Linked DNA regions of Mus musculus: region 2 is linked to region 1. A link is a loop called in an ENCODE intact Hi-C map of the cell type or tissue named here. Cell type or tissue: left cerebral cortex. All regions are shown on one strand. Each heading gives the region's core, and the rest is flanking DNA. Links, peaks and the distances in the headings are about the cores only.

Region 1 (10,756 bases), core at 1,646-9,645:
GGTGAGAGGTGACGCCTGAATGGGAGGGAGGAGCTCAGGGCAGTGCTGACCCCAGCTAATCTGACCCTTGAACCAGGTCATCATCATCGAACCTGCTTTTAATTGTTACGAACCCATGACAATGATGGCTGGAGGTCGCCCTGTGTTCGTGTCCCTGAGGCTGGTAAGGAATGCAGGGTGGTTATGGGTAGGCCAAGGCTGGTAAGGTTTCTTGGGTGGGTATGGGTGAGTTGAGGGACCCAAGGTATGAGCTGAGCTAAATCCTGGGACATAGGAAGGGAGTCCCCTGAACTGGGCAGATGGAGGTGGAGCCCAAAGCTGAGAGAAATGGGGGCAGATGAGAAGGGAGATGAGCTGCGGTCAGGAAAGTAAATACTGCTCCCCCCCACCCCCCGCAGAGTCCTGCTCCTAAGGGGCAGCTGGGATCCAGCAATGATTGGCAGCTGGACCCCACAGAACTGGCCAGCAAGTTCACACCTCGCACCAAGATCCTGGTCCTCAACACACCCAACAACCCTCTGGGAAAGGTACCAGGGGGCCCATTCAGAGATCTCTGCAAGCAGACTTTTCCTTCTGATCTTGAACATGAACACTCTCAGGCCTCAGTTTCCCTGCATGAAGTGGGAGGGCTGAATGTCTGAAACTCTGAGGACCAATCCTCCCAGAGGTGTGAAGGCTTGTGCGTATGGGCAGAGTGTTTTGGAACAGTGACTTTATCTGTCTATGCAGTGGGATCCAGACATAGCCAATCCCACAGAGTCATCATTGCAGAGCTAGATGCAATACTGACCAATAGTGCAAAGAGATGGTCCAGAGCAACCCTGAGACCTGATATAGTCTTGCATTCTAAGCAGGCTCTGCCCTTGGGGACAGTCCCAGCTGCACACCTGTGACCTTGGCTCCCACAGGTATTCTCTAAGAAGGAGCTGGAGCTGGTGGCTGCACTGTGCCAACAGCATGATGTCCTGTGCTTCTCTGATGAGGTCTACCAGTGGCTGGTCTATGATGGGCACCAGCACATCAGCATTGGTGAGCCAGGCCAGCTGGGAGCAGCCTAGGCCTGGGGATCAGGCCCCAGGGCTGTGGAACTGTGCACTGGTGTGACTGTGGGCAGGGGCTTCCCCTCCCTGAGCTCTGAGGAGTGCAGTAGCATCTGTTTCCCGAGCCTGTCAGGAGCAGGAAATGGATGGGTCCTGTCAAGAGCCTAGCGGATAAATCCTCAGTTAAGAGACCATGCTTGTCCCTGGGTCCCTTCCCTCCACTTTGCCCATTTCAGCATTTGCTCTTTCTTCTTGGCCTCGAGTAGCCAGCCTCCCTGGCATGTGGGAACGGACACTGACCATCGGCAGCGCAGGCAAAAGCTTCAGTGCCACTGGCTGGAAGGTAAGTGTGCCCACGTAGCAGGCAGCGGCGGCGGCGGCGGCAGGAGAGTGGAGAGAGGCCTCCTCTGGTCCTGAGACCCTACTGTCTCCTGGTCTAGGTGGGCTGGGTCATGGGTCCAGATAACATCATGAAGCACCTGCGGACTGTGCACCAGAACTCTATCTTTCACTGCCCCACCCAGGCCCAGGTGAGAAGGGCAAGAAACCCCATGGTCTGGGAAGGTGCCAGAAAGCCCCCCAGACAGGTCATAGCTGACCCATCAGTCCGTCTGTCCATCTGCCTTGTTTAGGCTGCAGTAGCCCAGTGCTTTGAGCGGGAGCAGCAACACTTTGGACAACCCAGCAGTTACTTTTTGCAGCTGCCACAGGCCATGGGCCTGAACCGAGACCACATGATCCAGAGCCTGCAGTCAGTGGGCCTCAAGCCCTTGATCCCCCAGGGCAGCTACTTCCTCATTGCAGACATCTCAGACTTCAGTGAGTGGGTCTGGCCATGTCACTCAGGGTTTGGGAAGGTACCAAAGTTGGTGAGGACTCAGCACAACCTCTTTTGTTGCCCCAGAGAGCAGCATGCCCGACCTGCCTGGTGCTATGGATGAGCCCTATGATACACGCTTTGCCAAGTGGATGATCAAAAACAAGGTAGGCTGGGCTCCTGCCAGGGCCAGGAGATGTAGTTGCACGGGTCATATGCCTGGTCCAGTTGAGGGACGCCAGCCCAACCTTTTCCACGACTCCTGCTACAAGGCTGGTTCACTTGAATAAGGAAGCTATGCTGGCTCCGGGAGGCCCTGCCCCTCTCTGAGCCCAGCCTTCCCTCCTAGACACTGAGGACCTAGCCCATCTGCTGTGAACCCTGCTCAAACCTCTGAGGTTCAAACAGTTCTTCCCAGCTCTGCCCAGGCATGCTGCAGAGTCTGTTGTCTGCACCCTGGGAGGAGCCCAGGGTGATGCCACACAGTGGTCTCTCCTGACCAGCACAGAAGATGGAGGGGACACACCCAGCCTTCCTCTGTCCCTGAGCTGATGGCTTAGCTCTCAAGGCTATACACAGACGTGATCTTCCTTGTTTGTCCCCAGGGGCTGTCAGCCATCCCTGTCTCCACCTTCTATAGCCAGCCCCATCATAAGGACTTTGACCACTACATCCGATTCTGTTTTGTGAAGGTTAGAGAAAGCTGGGGGCGGGGGTGGGGGAGAGAAGGCTGCTGGGCCTGGCTAACCACTGGGTGGGGGGAAAGAAGGCTCAGTGTGTATCTTGCAGGACAAGGCTACACTCCAGGCCATGGATAAGAGGCTGTGCAGCTGGAAAGGAGAGCCCCAAGCCTGAGGCGCTCAGGCCCGCCTCCAACCCCGAGACCTCAGCTGTGCCTTATCACAGAGATGGCGCTGCAGGGCCCAGATGTGTGACTGGGCATGTTTCCAGGAAAGAGGCCATCTCTTGGGGGTTTCAGCCATCTTACCCAGTGTCTGGACTGCTATATTGGGTTGGGGGCTGGTTCTGGAACTCAGTCTGCGCCTCTATAGGTTCTTGTAGAGCCTTGGTTGTTTCTGGCCTCTGCCTGGGACAGTAAAGGATGGAGGATCAGGCCTGGAGCCCCAGCCCCACCTTAGCCCTGCTGAGGCTCCATGGCTTCTCCACTTCTTCTCATGTGACCTCACAGTGTTGCTACTGTTCCTAATAAAGTTTTAAGTTATTAGAACCCTCAAGGCAGCTTCTCTCTTCCTTTGGACGGCTGGACAGGGCTTGGAATAGCTTAGACAACAGACAGCATAACAAGACTCACACAAACAAACGCACCTCCAAGGGGTCCTTCGGGGTTCCTGGGTGTCACGCAGATCTCGCTGGGGCCTCCAAATGAAAGAACTTAGTGGGGAAACCCCCACTCAACTCCCCATTCGGCGTGCACCCAAGAATCACGAATAGAACACAACACCTTGATGTAACAACACGAGGTATTTTAATGGCAGAGCTCCGGGTCACACAGGAGACAGTGGATTCGACCACGAGGCTTGGAAGCTAGGGGTTTTTATAGAAAAGGAGTGGGGCTGGGGGAGGAATTGGCGCGGTTTCACATGATTGGTCCATTTAAACATCAGCAGCCTGTTAACATTTAACTTAGGTCAGAGGGGTGGGAGATAGGGAGGCGATAGGCCTGCCCGGGCATGTCCTGGTCTGTTCTGCTATGTTCTCAGCCCCAGGTTTCAAAGCTCACAAACAACTCTTTGGGCTATTTGACATACATTACATGAATCACAGGTCTCAAGTTTTATTTCCTTTCAGAGGGAGTGTGGGGGATGGCAGAGTCCAGGAACCCCCACTTCCACCCCTTGAACTTGTGATCCTCCTGCCTCTGTTTGCAGAGTCCTGAGAGTACAGCATGCTCCACGCCCGGCTTAGAAATGGGACTCGAACTGGGCAGTGGTGGCGCATGCCTATAATCCCAGCACTCGGGGAGGCAGAGGCAGGCGGATTTCTGAGTTCGAGGCCAGCCTAATCTACAGAGTGAGTTCCAGGACAGTCAGGGCTACACAGAGAAACCCTATCTCGAAAACCCAAAAAAAAAAAAAAAAAAAAAAAAGAAAGAAAGAAAAGAAAAGAAATGTGATTCGGTCCCTAGTCATGGTTCCACTAAAGCAACTGTAGTCCCCAAATCCCTCCAAGAGGCCATGCTAGAAGCCAAGTCCATATGTAGAACAAACTCAGGCATTTCATTCATATCTGTTCTCCAGCCTACAGAAATGTTGGGGTCATCAGGTATATGAACTAAAAAAAAAATGTTTTCCCCTGGTAAGGAGTCCCTAGAACATTAGGTTCTAGGATCAGTCATTTCTGTTAATCATAAAACCTCCTTTGGACCCATGTGTACTGCAGAGCCTTGAGCCCGTGTGTCCTGCAGAGCCTTGAGCCCGCCCCTCCCTCACTCCTGTCTGGGATGGGGTGGGGCTGAACTTGCTGAATCCCAAGGCCAATGATGTTTTTCTTCTCAAAGGTTTCCAGGGAAAGCCAGTGTCACTCACTCACTGTAGCCCAGGTTGGCTTCAAGCTCGTGGCAATCCTCCTGCCTCCCTCCTAAGTGTAAGGATGAGAAGCCTGAGCTCTCAATTCTGGCTGGATTTTGTGTTTTGTTTTGTTGGCAGTGCTGAGGAGTGAACTCATGGCTTTACACAGGCATGGTGAATGCTGTACCACTGAGCTCCACCCAGCCATGGGCAGTGACTAAATCCAATACACATATGTAATAAACCTGTCAAAAGACTGTCAGTGACCAAAGCTCCTGAGTAACACAGAGACATTATTATTTATTATAGCCAGGCCTTAGCTTAGGCTATTTCCCAACTAGCTCTATAACGTAATTAACCGGTTTATTCTGATCTAAGTTCTGCCCCTTGGCCCGTTAGTCACCTCCCTTCAGTACCAGCACAAGCTTCTTCCTCAGCGTCCGACTGTTGAATCTCCAGCGTCCGACTCTTTCCCAGAGTTCCTATCTCTGCCCAGAAGTTTTGCCTTATCCTTTCCCACTTTGCTATAAGCTGTTCAGTTCTTTATTAAACCAATCAGAAAGTGATGGAGATGTTTACAGAACACAGAAAGGGGTGATGCTTCATAAAAGTAACAATACCAAAGGCCATTCTGTGCCCACGTCTCTGTGGGAGTGCCGTGGGGGGTGGGGGACACCCTCTCCCCACATCCACACTCCCCCCTACAGAAATCAGCATTTGAATAATACAAAGACATTCTTTACACAAGAGTTTATCCCAACAAAACACAAACTTAGTTTAAAGATCTAATTTTCTTTCATTTTCTGTTCTGGAATCAAGTGACAGACAACTGTTCTGTAAAATAGAAGAGGGGAGGAGCTTGATGGGATTGAAGAGACAGCTCAGTGGCTAACAGCACTTGCTGTTCTAAAAGATGTGGTCAAATCACAGCCACCTGTAACTCCAGTTTCAAAGGACCCTAGACTGTCTCCTGGGCTCTGTGGGCATTGCATACACATGACGCTGGGTATCAAACCAGGATCTCAATGTTAGACATGCATTCTAACTCTGGGCTGCATCTCAGCCATGAATTGTCAATGGAACATACTTGGTATTGTTGGGGACTGAGAATCACCTCACAAACCACAGGAGCACTGATCTCAGTCAGACAGAGACAGCTTATTGAGCATTCACCCCAGGACCATGGGCAAGGCCACAGTTCAGACTTCAGAGCTGAACCGTGACATTGAGTTAAGATCCTACAGGGCTTTTAAGCATAAAATCCACAAGCATCTGTGCCAAGTTATTTCACTGATCAGGATTTAGGGCTGGAGATTTCCTTAGGAACCTGTCTTTGTGGTATACCTCTCCCGTTCACATTGGTTGGGGTATTCAACTGTAAGAGGAGACTTGACTTGTCTTAACATTCATGTCTTAGCTTGCCAACCACGATGGGCAAAACCATAGAATTCTTTTTTTTTTTTTTTTTTTTTTTAGTTTTTTAGTTTTTTGAGACAGGGTTTCTCTGTGTAGCCCTGGCTGTCCTGGAACCCACTTTGTAGACCAGACTGGCCTCAAACTCAGAAATCCACCTGCCTCTGCCTCCCAAGTGCTGGGATTAAAGGCGTGCACCACCACTGCCCGGCCAGATCTCATTCTAGATGGTTGTGAGCCACCATGTGGTTGCTGGGATTTGAACTCAGGACCTCTGGAAGAGCAGTCAGTGCTCTTAACTGCTGAGCCATCTCTCCAGCCCAACCATAGAATTCTTAATTCAAAGTACCTTGGATGGCATATAGTCATTATTTTACTCCTCAGGTAGAGTAGAATCAGGAGGATTGGGAGTTTAAGGCCAACTTTGATACATACTTCATCCCTAAGTTGAAGCGATGACTGCACAATCAGGAAGGCCAGAGTTTAGCATCCAGCACTGATGCTACAAGCTTGGTGTCCCACTCTAACCCCAGCTAGGAGACCTGGGGACTTGGTGGCATCCAGCCTAGACAGCAACCATAAGCCCCAGCCCAGCAGTGGTGGTATATGCCTTTAACCACAGCATAAATGCAATTGCAAAGCTTGCTGCGTGGTGCACACTTTGTTTTTTTTGTTTTGTTTGGGTTTGTGTGTGTGTGTGTGTGTGTGTGTGTGTGTGTGTGTGTGTGTGTGTGTGGTTTTTCGAGACAGGGTTTCTCTGTGTAGCCCTGGCTGGAACTCACTTTGTAGACCAGGCTGGCCTCAAACTCTTCTGCCTGCCTCTGCCTCCCGAGTGCTGGGATTAAAGGCGTGCACCACCATGCCCAGCTTTTTTGTTTTGTTTTGAGACAGGGTTTCTCTATGCAGCTCTGGCTGTCCTGGAACTCACTATATATATATATTAAGTTATCCTTGAACTCACAGAGATCCTCCCGTCTCTGGATTGCTGAGATTAAAGGCATGCACTGGCACACCCGGTCTATGGTACAAATTTGTAAGCCCAGCACTCAGGAGGCTGAGGCAGATGGATTCTGAGCTAAGGTCTGTGGATTGCTGTTTATATGCAGGTGAGGGCAGGCACAAGATAAGGTGAGAGCCTGTGATTGGGCAGTGGAAAAGGAAGGTGGGCTGAGAACTTTAGAGAGTACAGAGAGTGCAGAGGGAGAGAAGGAGGGAAGGAGAGGAGGAGATAAGATGGAGCCTATAGGAGAGGAAGAGGAGCCAGAACCACACAGTCCTGGGAGCCATAAGTACTGGGGATTTCTTAGACGATTAAATATTAAGTAGGGTGCATTTGCCCCATGTTGGGGTGTAGCTTGTGTTTATATCATTGGAGTTTTGAGTTCACTATGTGGGCATTTTGTGAGCTGAAAATTTACTAATATAAGTCTGACTGAGCTGGGTGTGGTGGCGCACGCCTTTAATTCCAGCACTCGGGAGGCAGAGGCAGGCAGATTTCTGAGTTCGAGGCCAGCCTGGTCTACAAAGTGAGTTCCAGGACAGCCAGGGCTGCTCGGAGAAACCCTGTCTCAAAAACCAAAAAAAAAAAAAAAAAAAAAAAAAAAGTCTGACTCACTGGTTAAGGGCACCGACTGCTCTTCCAGAGGTCCTGAGTTCAATTCCCAGCAACCACATGGGGCTCACAATCATCTATAATAGGATCCAATGCCCTGTTCTGGTGTGTTTGAAGACAGCTACAGTATACTCATATACATAAAATAAATAACTAATTCTTAAAAAAAAAACAAACAAACAAACAAACAACCTTTGAGATGGATGGACGCTGCATGGGGCTAGCCATAGAGGCAGCCAGACTGCTGGGGCCAGAGAGTAGCTGGTACTAGCGTGGAGTGGTGTCTTTCTTACATTGCCCCACTACGAAGGCCTGTGTGGGCTTCACAGTCCATGCCTCCCCACATCGCACCTCAAAGAAGTAACTTGGGATGCTGAGGAGATTGTTCTGTGGTTAAGATGACTGGTTTTTCTTCCAGAGACCTGGGTTCAGTTCCCAGCACATACATGGTGTTTTACAATCTACTATAATTTCAGTCCCAGGGGATCCATTTGCCTCCTCAGGCACCAGGCAAGACTCTGGTGCACACACATACATACAGACAAAACACTCATATAAATAAAGTCAAAATTCACACAGCAGGGTGCCCCACACCTGTAATTTCAGCTCCTGGGAGGATAAGGCAGGAGGATGGACATTATCTCAAAAAAACAAACCAAAGCAAGCAAAACAGACAAAAAGAAAGTATGACTAAAAGAGTGATGTAAACTGTAGTTGGCGGTAATAATGTGTCAGGATTGTTCCTCAACTGTAACAAAGTATCGGATCATTGTAAAATGTTAATACAAGCCGGGTGGGCGTGGTGGCACAAGTCTTTAATCCCAGCACTTGCTCGGCACACGCAGGAGGATCTCTGAGTTTGAGGGCATCCTGGTTTACATAGTAAGTTCCAGGACAGCCAGGGCTATATATTAAGGCCTGTTTCAAAAACAACAACAAAAAGTTAATATAAAACTATCAGGCAGAAAAGTTTTTTGGGGAGGAACCTGTTGGTGTTCTGGGTTATACAGGAGAGCAAAGAAAAGGAGACACTGCAGGACCTGTTAGGCTTCTCAGCAGCAGGGGCTCATCCTCTCAGGCATTGAACTTCACATATTTACCATTTTGCAGACCCTCCTTACTGTTACACAAAAGGTACTTGTAGCAAGTCAATTTCTGTATACCAAAACCTGCTACCTTATCTAGGCTTCTCTGAAGGAACCCTACCTAAGCAATACTCAGGCATAACCTACATTCCCAGGCATACCTAAGCAAGTCCCAGGAGACATCCTGGTTTGTCAGGTATGTCTCAGGACTAAGTTATGCAAAGGCTCTGAGAATCCTTGGAAGAGCAACCCCATAAAACCTCAGACAACAATCAATAACTTTACAAAAGGCTTCTTCAAACCCTAGGTACAATCCCTCTGGAATTCATGCCAGATACAATGGCTGCTATTATAGCAGCAGCTAAAAGTCTTCTGCAGGGACTTCTTTCAGTCCTATCTTCTCATTCTTTACTTAAAATGATTTTAAAGTAGACACAGAATGTTGATCAGTGATTTGCATGCTGGAGACCTTGGATTTGATCCAGGGCTGCCAAAAATCAATCAATCAATCAATCACAGCACTCAGGTGGTTGATGGAAGATTGAGTTTGAGGTCAGTCCAAGCTACATAGTAAGACCCTGTATCAATTTCTTTTTTAAAAAATTTAAAGTACTACATGCAAACAAATGAATTAAACTGATAAAGAATAAAGTCTGGGGCTGGCAAGATGGCTCAGCGGGTAAGAGCACCAATTGCTCTTCCAAAGGTCCTGAGTTCAAATCCCAGCAACCACATGGTGGCTCACAACCATCCGTAATGAGATCTGATGCCCTCTTCTGGCACGTCTGAAGACAGCTACAGTGTACTTATGTATAATAATAAATAAATCTTTTTAAAAAACCAAAAGAATAAAGTCTGGACGAGGCTGGGAATATAGCTCACTGGTGGAGCACTAAATTTAGCACGCGTCGGGCCTTAGCTGGAGTCCCAGGAAACTGAATGGATAAATAAAAAGAAAGTGCAAATGAACTGGATAAAGGTAGTCTTTTGTAATTTCCAATAGGGTGCCCTTACATAAAACATGGAAGCTAAATATCACCAGGGTACCTAACAATGGAAAGGGCGGCACATGAGCCTTACTGGGTTCGGACAGCGTAGTGCTGCGAACTCGTTGCCCTGGAGACAGGGTACCAACGCAGCAGCCTCCGCACTCGCACGTGGCGTTTCTGAGCTCCGCCTCAGCCTGGCACCCAGGACACGCCCCACTCTCCGCTGGGCCTCTGATTGGGCAGCTCCGCGGAGGTGTGGCCGGAAGAGGCGAGGCTAACTGGCAGGCGCGCGGTGGGCCTGGAAACATGGCGGAGCGCCCGAGGAAGCGTCCGTGTGGTCCGGTATGTGCGGACCGATGGGTTCCGGGCTAGGCCTGGAATCTGCAGCGTGTCACAGTGGTGTCGGCCCGGGTCTTCTGCTCTCTCCTCTCCCCTCGCCCCTCTCCCGTAGCCTGAGCTTGCAGAGTTAGCTGGTCCGATCTACATTCATTCGCGGGGCGACGGTGTCTTGAGTCCTCTCCTGGCTTATTTTCTGATTCCTAGGGCGACTTTATGGCCATACCTGTCTTCCCCTTGTCTCGGTTTCTTCTTTTGCCCAATGGGGATTCATTCCTCAGCTTCCCGGATCTGATCCCAGGCTTTGTGCACGGCGAGTCCCTGTGTACTTCTACCCTGGTTTGAGAGAGTCAGATGGCGGGAGGCCCGATGGGATGCGCCCCTCCTATGTGTGACCGGTCAGCCTCTCAATCTTCCTCCTTACTTGCAGGGTGAACATGGCCAAAGGGTTGAATGGCGAAAATGGAAACAGCAGAGTAAGTAAAAAGCTGAGGCCGGGTTGGGCAAGCGCACTGAGCCCTCCCTTTCCACAAACCAGCTAATGGCCCGACGAGCCCTCTTTGGGTCTCAGTGTATCCAAGTGAGTGGTGGCAGCCTCTCCAGAGCCTAGGCTAGCCCAGCGAGAAGGAACTCTCCTCCCCATGTCAAGTCCTTTCCCTCCAATAATTCTCCAGAAAAAGAGGAGAAAAAGAAGTGGAAGGACCTCAAGATAATGAAGAAACTGGAGCGGCAGCGTGCCCAAGAGGAAGAGGCTAAACGCCAGGAAGAGGAGGAAGAGGCGGCGGCCCAGAGGAGCAACCAAGGTAAGCAGCTGGGTCGTGAGGTAAGTTGAATCTCTGAGCCATGGGGACATGCAAGGGAGGGAAGGTCCACAGCCTGTCAGGCTGACAGGAACATCCCCTGTCCCTGCTAGGACGGCCTTACACTCTGAGTGTG
Region 2 (9,378 bases), core at 1,379-9,378, 88 kb before region 1:
GGTGAATATCTAATAGTCCCCACACTAGGGAGGCTGAAGCAGTAGGTTTGTGAGTTCCAGGCTAGCCTGGATTAGACAAAGAAAAAACAGAAAGGCAAACCAAAACAGAGAGCCAGTGAGATGACTCAGTGGGTAAATGTACCTGCCGCCAAGCCTGACAACCCAAGTTCACAATCACAGAGAAAGAAATGTCCCCTCCAGGTTGTCCTCAGACCTCCACACATCCTCCACAGCACACTCATGCGGACACACTCCCACTCCACAGGACACTCATGGGGACACACTCCCACTCCACAGCACACTCATGGGGACACACTCCCACTCCACGGCACACTCATGCGGACACACTCCCACTCCACGGCACACTCATGCGGACACACTCCCACTCCACGGCACACTCATGCGGACACACTCCCACTCCACGGCACACTCATGCGGACACACTCCCACTCTAGCCAGTTCTCAACACACACGCAGGGAGCAGGGAGGGGGGGAAGACTAAATAGATGTTTAATTTAAAAAAGAGTCTAAGCCAGGCGAGGTGGTGCACGCCTTTAATCCCAGCACTCAGGAGGCAGAGGCAGGTGGATTTCTGAGTTCAAGGCCAGCCTGGTCTACAAAGTGAGTTCCAGGACAGTCAGGGCTACACAGAGAAACCCTGTCTTGAAAAAACGAAAACAAACAAACAAACAAAAAGAGTCTAAGGAGGGCTGGAGAGATGGCTCAGGGGTTAAGAGCACTGACTACTCTTCTAAAGGTCCTGAGTTCAAACCCCAGCAACCACATAGTGGCTCACAACCATCTGTAATGGGATCTGACACCCTCTTCTGGGGTGTCTGAAGTCAGCTACAGTGTACTTACATATAAATCAATCAATCAATCAATCAATCAATCAATCTTTGGGCCAGAGCAAGCTGGACCAGAGCAAGCAGAGGTCCTGAGTTCAATTCCTAGCAACCACATGATGGCTCACAACCATCTCTATAGCTACAGTGTACTCATATACATAAAATAAATACATACATCCTTTAAAAAAGAGAGAGCAAGAAACTCTAGGAAGTACCTGGAGCCAGAACCCCAGTGGCTAGGGATCATTCCCAGAGCAGGCAGTAGAAAGTAGAAGAGCCTGCACTGCCCATCTTGGGAGCCACACAAGTGGACCCATTTCTCAGCTGGGGCTCACCAGTGATCAACATCAAGGGACGCAGAAGACTGAGGCAGAGGAGAGCCTGTGGCCAGAGCCATGTGGTCAAAACCATCTTTTTATTTTGTTTTGTTTTGTTGACACAGGGTTTCTCTATGTGGCCCTAGTTGTCCTGGAACTCTCTCTATAGACCAGGCTGGCCTTGAACTCAGAGATCTGTCTGCCTTTGTGTCCTGAGAACCACTACCACCCACCTAACTGCCATCTTATGGTAGCATTTGGTCCTAAGTCTCCTAAACTCTTCAGATCTCGGCTACTCTGCTTGCTTTTCTGCACTCCCAGGCCCCTGCTTACCATGGCCAATTTTGTTGATAGATTTCTCAGGAGGGACCAAGAAATTTCCTGTGGTATAAAAAACAAACAAAGGCAGAAGACCTGGGATCCGGCTTCCATCAGGCAGCTGATCTCAGCTTCTCCCAGCCTCAGGAGTTAGCCACCCTGACCCAGCCCACTAACCCTCATGTCCCCAAACCTTTCTCATCAAAAACGCCTTTTTCAAAGAAGAATCGGATCTTGTCACCGCTGCTCAAGAAGTAGTCTGTCTTGCCCTATGGAGGGGGCATAGGAGGTACAAGAGAAGAGCTGAGTGACAGAGCAGGGCAGGATCAGGAGCTACCTACCCACACAGGACTACAGATGCCTCCTGGGGGCTTCTCAAACATGGCCACTGTAGTACAGACAGTCAGCTAGAATTCCAGGTGCCTAAAGCCACAATCTGGAATTTCCTGAACATCTCTTCTTACAGATGCTCCTTAAGTTACCATGGAGCTTGGACAGGATACATTTATCTAAGTTGAAATCTTTGTTTTCTTTTTTAAGATTTATTTATTATTATTATATGTAAGTACACCGTAGCTGTCTTCAGACACAGCAGAAGAGGGCATCAGATCCATTTACAGATGGTTGTAAGCCACCTTGTGGTTGCTGGGATTTGAACTCAGGACCTTCAGAAGAGTAGTCAGTGCTCTTACCCACTGAACCATCTCCCTAACCCCTAAATTGAAAATTTTGTAGATCAAGAATGGCTTTTGTAAACCGGGCATGGTAGCACACGCCTTTAATCCCAGCACTTGGGAGGCAGAGGCAGGCGGATTTCTGAGTTTGAGACCAGCCTAGTCTACAAAGTGAGTTCCAGGACAGCCAGGGCTATAGAAAAACCCTGTCTTGAAACACCCCACCACCACAAAAAAATAATGCCTTTTGTATATGTACTGGTATGGGGCAGAGGACAACCTTAGGTGACATTCTTCCAGGGCCATCTACACTGCTTTCATTGAAACAGGGTCTCTTACTGACCCAAGATTCACTAAGTAGGCTAGGCTAGCCAGCCAGGAAGCCCTAAGAATCCATCTGCCTCCCCGTCTCCAGCAGTAGGACTACAGGGGTACACCCCAGTGGTTTTTAAGTGGGGTCTTGGGGATTGAATTCAAGTCTCCATCCTAGTTTGGCAAGCAGTTTACTGACTGGGCCAACAAGAACAAAATGCTTTTAATACATCTAAGCAGTTCTTACAGCGTATACACAAAAGTGTCTTCCCAAAAGAGTCACGTATTGGAGGCTTGGTCCCCAGCTGTGGTGATCACTACATAGGAAGATACTAACTTGGTTGCTGCATTAGTCCTTTGATGAGCTCACGGCTGGGGCATTCTTGGGAGCTTGGGCCTGTTTGGAGGCAGTAGGTCACTGGGCTGAGGCTTTGAAGGAAGGGGTCGTCTTGCCACAGAACCCTTCCTCTGCACCCTCTCTGCTTACCAGCTGCTGTGAGGTGAACACCTCTGCCTCATCATGACCCCTCTGCCACAACGCTGTCTCACCCCAGGCCCAAGGTCATGAAGCCATAATAAAAGTAGCTTTTATTCGCCTAAAATAACTGTCATCTCAGAGGTTTGCTCCTCTATATCTGCTCACCTAGGCCTAGTCCCAGAAGCCTCTAGCCGCCATGCAATCTGATCTAGGCCTAGGATGTTTTGAGCCTCTGAGACTTGCTGCTGAATAAGATCAGCCTTTCTTGTTCTCTCTGAGCTCTGGCTGGCTCAACTCAGCCGAATTAACGCCTTGCCAAGCTGACCGATTCAATCTGGCTCCTCCCTTGGCCTTTGACTGAATTGCTCTGCTTGACCTCATACTAGCTTTGGCAATAGGTTCGAATCTTCCAGCTCCTTCTTACTGTCTGGCTCTCCTGTCTTCACCTGTGTCTGGCTTGTTCTCTCTTCATCCCAAAACTGCCTCCTTCAGCTGAGCGGTGGTGGCGCACGCCTTTAATCCCAGCATTTGGGAGGCAGAGGCAGGCAGATTTCTGAGTTCCAGGCCAGCCTGGTCTACAGAATGAGTTCCAGGACAGCCAGGGCTACACAGAGAAACCCTGTCTCGAAAAACAAAACAAAAAAACAACAAAAACCTGCTTCCTTCTTCTCTCTGTGCTGCTCGCTCCTAAGCAGCCTGTCCTCGTGAGAGTTGTGCATATTCTGCTCTGTCTAATCTTTCTCTGATTCATCACTTTGTCTGCTACTCAATTAGACATCACTTTCAAATATGGGTACTTCCTTCTACAAACTAACTATACCTTCATCTTGGGGGATTAAAGGTGTGTATTAAGGGCGTGTCTATATTCTAGTCAGAGGGATTAAAGCTGTGTGCTAAGGGCTGAGCGACATCACAACTAGAAATAGGTTTTTTCCCCAGTAAACAACACAATCTCCGGGTTTACACTGTGATTAAATATTCTGCGGCAAAGCCAAGTGACCATGGACTGAACCATCTGAAACAGGGAGCCCAATAAACCAATCCTCCTTCTGATGGCCAAGTTTTGTCACAGCAAGAAGTCACTGTTACACCTGCTGGTTGAACAGCTTTACCTAGCCTTAAACATATGAAGAAAACTTACGGGGCTGGAGACATGGCTCAGTGGTAAAGAGCACTGACTGCTCTTCCAGAGGTCCCCAGCAACCACATGGTGGCTCACAACCATCTGTAACAAGACCTGATTCCCTCCTCTGGTGTCTGAAGACAGCTACAGTGTACTTACATATAATAAATAAAATAAATCTTAAAAAAAAACCAACTTACATTAGCAGGTGGTTGTGCCTATTTTTTTTTTTCTCAAGACAGGGTTTCTCTGTGTAGCCCTGGCTGTCCTGGAACTCACTCTGTAGACCAGGCTGGCCTAGAACTCAGAAATCCACCTGCCTCTGCCTCACAAGTGCTGGGATTAAAGGCATGTGCCACCACGCCTGGCGGTTGTGCCTATTTTATATTCAGTATCTTAGGTGGTGTGTGGAGTCCTGAGCTAAAAATGACACAATTGTGGCCGACAGATCTCTGTGTGATTGAGGCCAGCCTGGGCTACACAGCAAGTTCCAGGACAAACAAGGCTATAAAATAAGACCCTGTCTCAAAACAAACAAGCAAATATTCTATCTGAACAGTGCTAGCAATACATACATTACAAAACCTTGCTGTGTCTCCTACAGAAGGTGCCTCTCCCTGTCTCCGCCCAGCACTGCAGCTGTATTGCCGGGGAAAAGAGCAAAGTTTAAGTGCAAGGTCATTGCTTCTTAGGGCTGGGAAGATGGCTCAGTGAGCTCTTTTAAGAACCCAGGTTCAAGCCGGGCATGGTGGCACATGCCTTTAATCCCAGCACTCGGGAGGCAGAGGCAGGCAGATTTCTGGTTCGAGGCCAGCCTGGTCTACAGAGTGAGTTCCAGGATAGCCAGGGCTCTACAGAGAAACCCTGTCTCGAAACAACCAAAAAAGGGCTGGTGAGATGGCTCAGTGGGTAAGAGCACCCGACTGCTCTTCCGAAGGTCAGGAGTTCAAATCCCAGCAACCACATGGTGGCTCACAACCATCTGTAACAAGATCTGACGCCCTCTTCTGGAGTGTCTGAAGACAGCTACAGTGTACTTACATATAATAAATAAATAAGTCTTTAAAAAAAAAAAAAAAAGAAAAACCAAAAAAAAAAAAAAAAGGAAAGAAAAAAAAAAAAAAAAAGAACCCAGGTTCAATTCCAGCACCCCAAACCACACCACCATCTCCACTTCTTCTTCTTCCTCCTCCTCTTCTTCATTTGTTTTTGATTTTTTTTTTCAACACAATTCCTCTGTATCTGGCTATCCTAGAACTCACCTTGTAGAGTGACCAGCCTAGAACTCACTGAGATTCACCTGCCTCTGTGTCCTGTGTTGTGTGCATTGGTGTTTTGCCCACGTGTATATCTGTATGAGTATTGGGCCCCTGGAACTGGAAGTACATGAGCTACCATGTGGGAACTGGGAGCTGGGAATTGAACCTTGGTCCTCTGGAAGTGCAGCCAGTATGCTCAACCAATGAGCCATATCTCTAACATCACCCTTTCTTCTTTCAACATTCCTACCTCTGCAACCACCGGACTGTTAGAGTCTTCTCGGTAAGTAACTAGGGAGAGGGACAGGGTTCGGCCCCCTCATTCCTTAGAGTGTGTCTGTCCTGCTAGTTGGAAAAATTCTCAGTCTGTTATGTGTCTTCTTCTGAAGCCTCCATCCTTCCTCCTCCCCTCTCTGGGAGAAAGCAGTTTCTGGCTGCTGTAATTCTATTTATGTCCACCAGATGGCAGAAGCCCCTTGGCATCAGTATAAGGTGAGCCCTGTTGCCTGAACCACTAAAAAATTCAGACTAAGAAGGGTTAAGGGAACTGGTTGGAAGAACCACCTATCCTGCCAAACTGTGTTGAGTCTGAGGAAGCAAGAGGCCTTCCTAGTCTGGTTGGGAGATGACTCACCCAAGAGTGGCCTATCACAGGGCTCACTCTGGTCACAGAGAGTTCTTTGTGACCAGAGAATTTGAGAAACTGCAGCAGGTCAACGACCAGCATCATTTGATATCAGAGAGGTGGATTCAAGTCTCTATCAGTTACAAACTGTGTGGTTGGAGCAGCACAATATTACCCAGAGAAAAGCCCCGCTTTTCCCATTGCCAAGCGAGAATAATAATAGCCACCTTATAAATTCATAGTGTGGAGGAATACAGCACAGCTCTTTAGCCTGGTACCCGGCATACAGATGGCTGAGGTCTGATCCCTTGTCAGAAGTCTGTGTGTGGCCTTAGGGTCCTCCCGTCCAGTCCAGACTGCTGCCTAAGACTGAGCACCCACCAAAACCAGACGCCCACCCTCAGCGCCCCAGGTACCTGCCTGGGTTTGAAGTTGCTCATCTTCCTGGGTGGAAAATTCTGTCCGGCAGTGCAGAGGGACATCCATCTCAGCTACAATCTCACCGATCCTCTGCTGCATGGCCACACACTCATCCGCTGTGAAGAATCCTTCCAACAGCAGAAACCCGTCCTCCTGGAACTGCAGCAGGGACAAGACTCAGGCTCCTTCCGCCCTCGCTCATTCCTTATATCCATGTTGGACCACAAACTCGAACCAAGATCAAGTGTCCTGCTCATGGCTCTGCCCCCCACCCTGGACATGGGCATCCAGTGCTTAGTGAGGAGCCGTCAGTACTGGCTGCTTGCATCTTATCGAGGAAGGGGAAGTGGCAGCTGCCTCTGCTCTTGCCCTCCAATGGGTTTGGGACATACGGAAACATTTGCTCATTTGTGTGTTAAAGTGCAGGTGTGAGTGTAGAACATGTGTGAGAACTGCAGGTGCGCATGTGCAGGGGCATCAGGAGAGGACATACGGTGCCCCTCTTCCACTTTCTATTTCTGAGGCTCTCCTTGAACCTAGGCTGTTTTCTTCATTAGACTGGCAGCCTGTGAGCCCTGGCGATCTGAGCTGCAGGTGTGTGCAGCTCATGGAGTGGGTGCTGAGATTTGAACTCTGATCTTCATGCTTGCAGAAGCACTCTTAACCACCGACCCCGCCTAACTCCCTTGTTTTGTTTTTATTTGTTTGAAGACAGGGAGGCCTCAAACTCAAGATCCTCCTGCCTCAGCCTTCTAATGCTGGCTTTGGAGGCTATTCCAATCCCGACTAAGCATTGCGAGTACGAGACAGCTTCAGCAGATGGACATGTGATTATGAACCAGCCACCCTCCACACTCACACAATTTATAGTCCAGTGAAGGAGACCCATGCATCCCTTACCATCAGACAAACATACCATCCCACATCACACTGACTTACAGGGAGACAAGGGCAGGGTTTTGAGAATTAAAGGCAAAGAATCTACGAGGTGAAGGGGTCAATGGGCAGCTTGGAGGAAGTGGGGTTAAAGGAAGAGCAGAACATTGGGAAGCAAAGAGATAGGAAAGAGCATTAAAGACAGAGAACAGGAAGTACAAAGCCTGTGGGCACTGGACGACTGGGAAATTGGGAAGGGCTGGAGCACAGGGTGAGGGGAGGATAGCCAGGGGAGCAGACAGAAGGGAGAGTGAATTTGCCCATGCTATGGCTTGTCCTGTAACCCCAAACCCATGCATTGGAAATTTTATTTCCATTGTGTTACTCAGTGTGGGCCGGCAGGGGACTGCCAGGACGCTTGAGTCAGCACCAGCACTAGGAAGGACAAGGCTAGAAAGTCCCCAGTCGCAGGACCTTGCTGGCTTTCTTTCTCCTGAGTGAGTGTGGGGAAGGCTAGGGGCTGTGAACACAGATGCCTGATTCTGACTTTGCCCCAAGTCTCTTTATTCTGAGGCTAGCCTAAGGTGCTGAGGCACATTACGTGTGTGACTGGGTCGCCTCTCAGAAGCTGACTGCTTGCTAGCATGTACAAGGACTGGCTCCTGTTCCCAGCACTGAAAACAAACAGAACCAACACAGTAAGGGACAGAAAGCAAGGATGTAAGCGTGGCCAGGCATGGTGGCCCATGCCTTTAACCCCAGCACTTAGGAAGCAGAGGCAGACAGAGCTCTGTGAGCTGAAGGGCAGTCTGCTCTACAGACTGAGTTCTAGGCCAGAGCAACAAACCATCACTCAGGGTTAACACAGGGAGGCCCTCCATGCTTGAAATCATAAAAACTGAACAAAAGTTCAGCACAAACTGTACAAAAAAATACTGACATGGGGCTTTGTCCCTCAAAAGATAGCCTGTGAGACAGAAGGAAAAGACAGACAGACTTCCACTACATATTTAGTCACAGACAAATTTGGGAACTGTGGCAGCAGTGGCAGCTGTCAAAAGAGAGTAGGTCTGTGTGAGTGCGTGTGGGTTGGGTGATGAGTGTTTGTCTGTGTGGTATGTGTGTGCTTTTATGTATGTGTCTCTGTGTGTATGTGCACATGGGTGCATTTGTGTGTGAGTGTGTGTGTGTGGTGTGTGCATGCATATGTATGTGTTTGTATGTGAGTGTGTGCGGTATGTGTGTGTGCATTTGTATGGGATGTGTGTGTGAGTATGGTGTGTGTGTGTGTGGTGTGAGTGTCTGTGTATGCATGATGTGTGGTGTGTGTGGTGGTGGTAATAGTGGTATATGTATGTGTGTTGGTGTGTGTGTAGTCTGTTTGTATGTGTGTGTTTATGTATTGTGGAGTGTGCCGTGTTTATGTGTGGTGATATGTGTGATGTGTTTGTGTATGTGTTTTGATGTGTATGTGGTATGCATATGGTGTGTGTGGTATGTGTGTGTGTGTGGGGTGTGTGTGGTGGTGGTGTGTGTTTCTGTATGTGTTGTGAGTGTTGGGATCAAATCTTGGAGCCTAAAGCAAGCACTCAACTGCTAAGCCCCAACCACAGCTCCAGGAGGGACTTTGAAACAAAGATCCTCGGCTAGATCTAATACATTAACAGTCCTGGCATATGAGATTGGGGGTGGTTAACTTAAAGTGTGCGTAGTCCACCCCCTGTATGGTAGGCTTTCATAATGAGCTGACCTAGCTACTGGCCTGCCCTATCCAGGCCTTCATCAACAGGCCCCTGGGGCTAGCTGGATTAGATAATCTGAATTGTGGTTTCTCTACCTCCTAGCCCCAACCCCCACTGTATCTGACCGGGGAGATGGCACCTGGGGAGGTGGTGTTGTGACCTGGCCCTCTTGGGCTTTGTTCGCAGAAATTAGGGTTGATATGCAGGGATCTTTCTCTCCTTTGTGAAATGTCAGAGGTAGTTCAAAGGTCACTAGAGGTCTGCACCCTCCAAACCACGGGCCCCTACCTTCTTGAGTTGTGAGGGACTCAGGCAGGCCATGGGGAATACTGCAGGACTCAGCTGGCTCAGCTCGATGGCTCCAGGGCTGGAGAGGAGAAAGTTCA

The links. Hi-C counts contacts between places; a loop is a spot of excess contacts. Peaks named below come from ENCODE experiments on the same cell type or tissue, not always from the same donor. Only the 100,000 strongest peaks of a DNase experiment are listed, where the experiment ranks them.
Region 2: it touches region 1 in a loop (2.0-fold over the local background); 18 of 42 quality-filtered maps call a loop at or near these places.

The regions. Positions count from the first base shown.
Region 1 is chr2:30,177,460-30,188,215 of GRCm38, reverse strand. Kyat1 (kynurenine aminotransferase 1) reads left to right here. Exons shown (of 13, transcript NM_001356474.1): 4 at 1; 5 at 77-163; 6 at 399-527; 7 at 909-1,029; 8 at 1,307-1,383; 9 at 1,481-1,570; 10 at 1,673-1,859; 11 at 1,945-2,024; 12 at 2,463-2,549; 13 at 2,647-3,092. The coding sequence ends at 2,712. It overlaps Spout1 (SPOUT domain containing methyltransferase 1), which reads left to right and starts at 9,757. Exons shown (of 12, transcript NM_172660.4): 1 at 9,757-9,826; 2 at 10,251-10,296; 3 at 10,495-10,623; 4 at 10,734-10,756. The coding sequence starts at 9,791. In left cerebral cortex, for the core only: a CTCF peak has its summit at 9,267 (motif pointing left); no DNase peak of the experiment used is centred there; H3K4me3 peaks cover 344 bases; H3K27ac peaks cover 376 bases.
Region 2 is chr2:30,266,844-30,276,221 of GRCm38, reverse strand. Phyhd1 (phytanoyl-CoA dioxygenase domain containing 1) reads right to left here. Exons shown (of 11, transcript NM_001252570.1): 1 at 9,281-9,378; 2 at 6,375-6,533; 3 at 1,677-1,752; 4 at 1,499-1,546. The coding sequence starts at 9,313. Among named protein-coding and RNA genes, the nearest start is that of Phyhd1, 4.7 kb to the right of the region's middle. In left cerebral cortex, for the core only: a CTCF peak has its summit at 5,786 (motif pointing right); a DNase peak (open chromatin) is centred at 5,830; H3K27ac peaks cover 2,139 bases.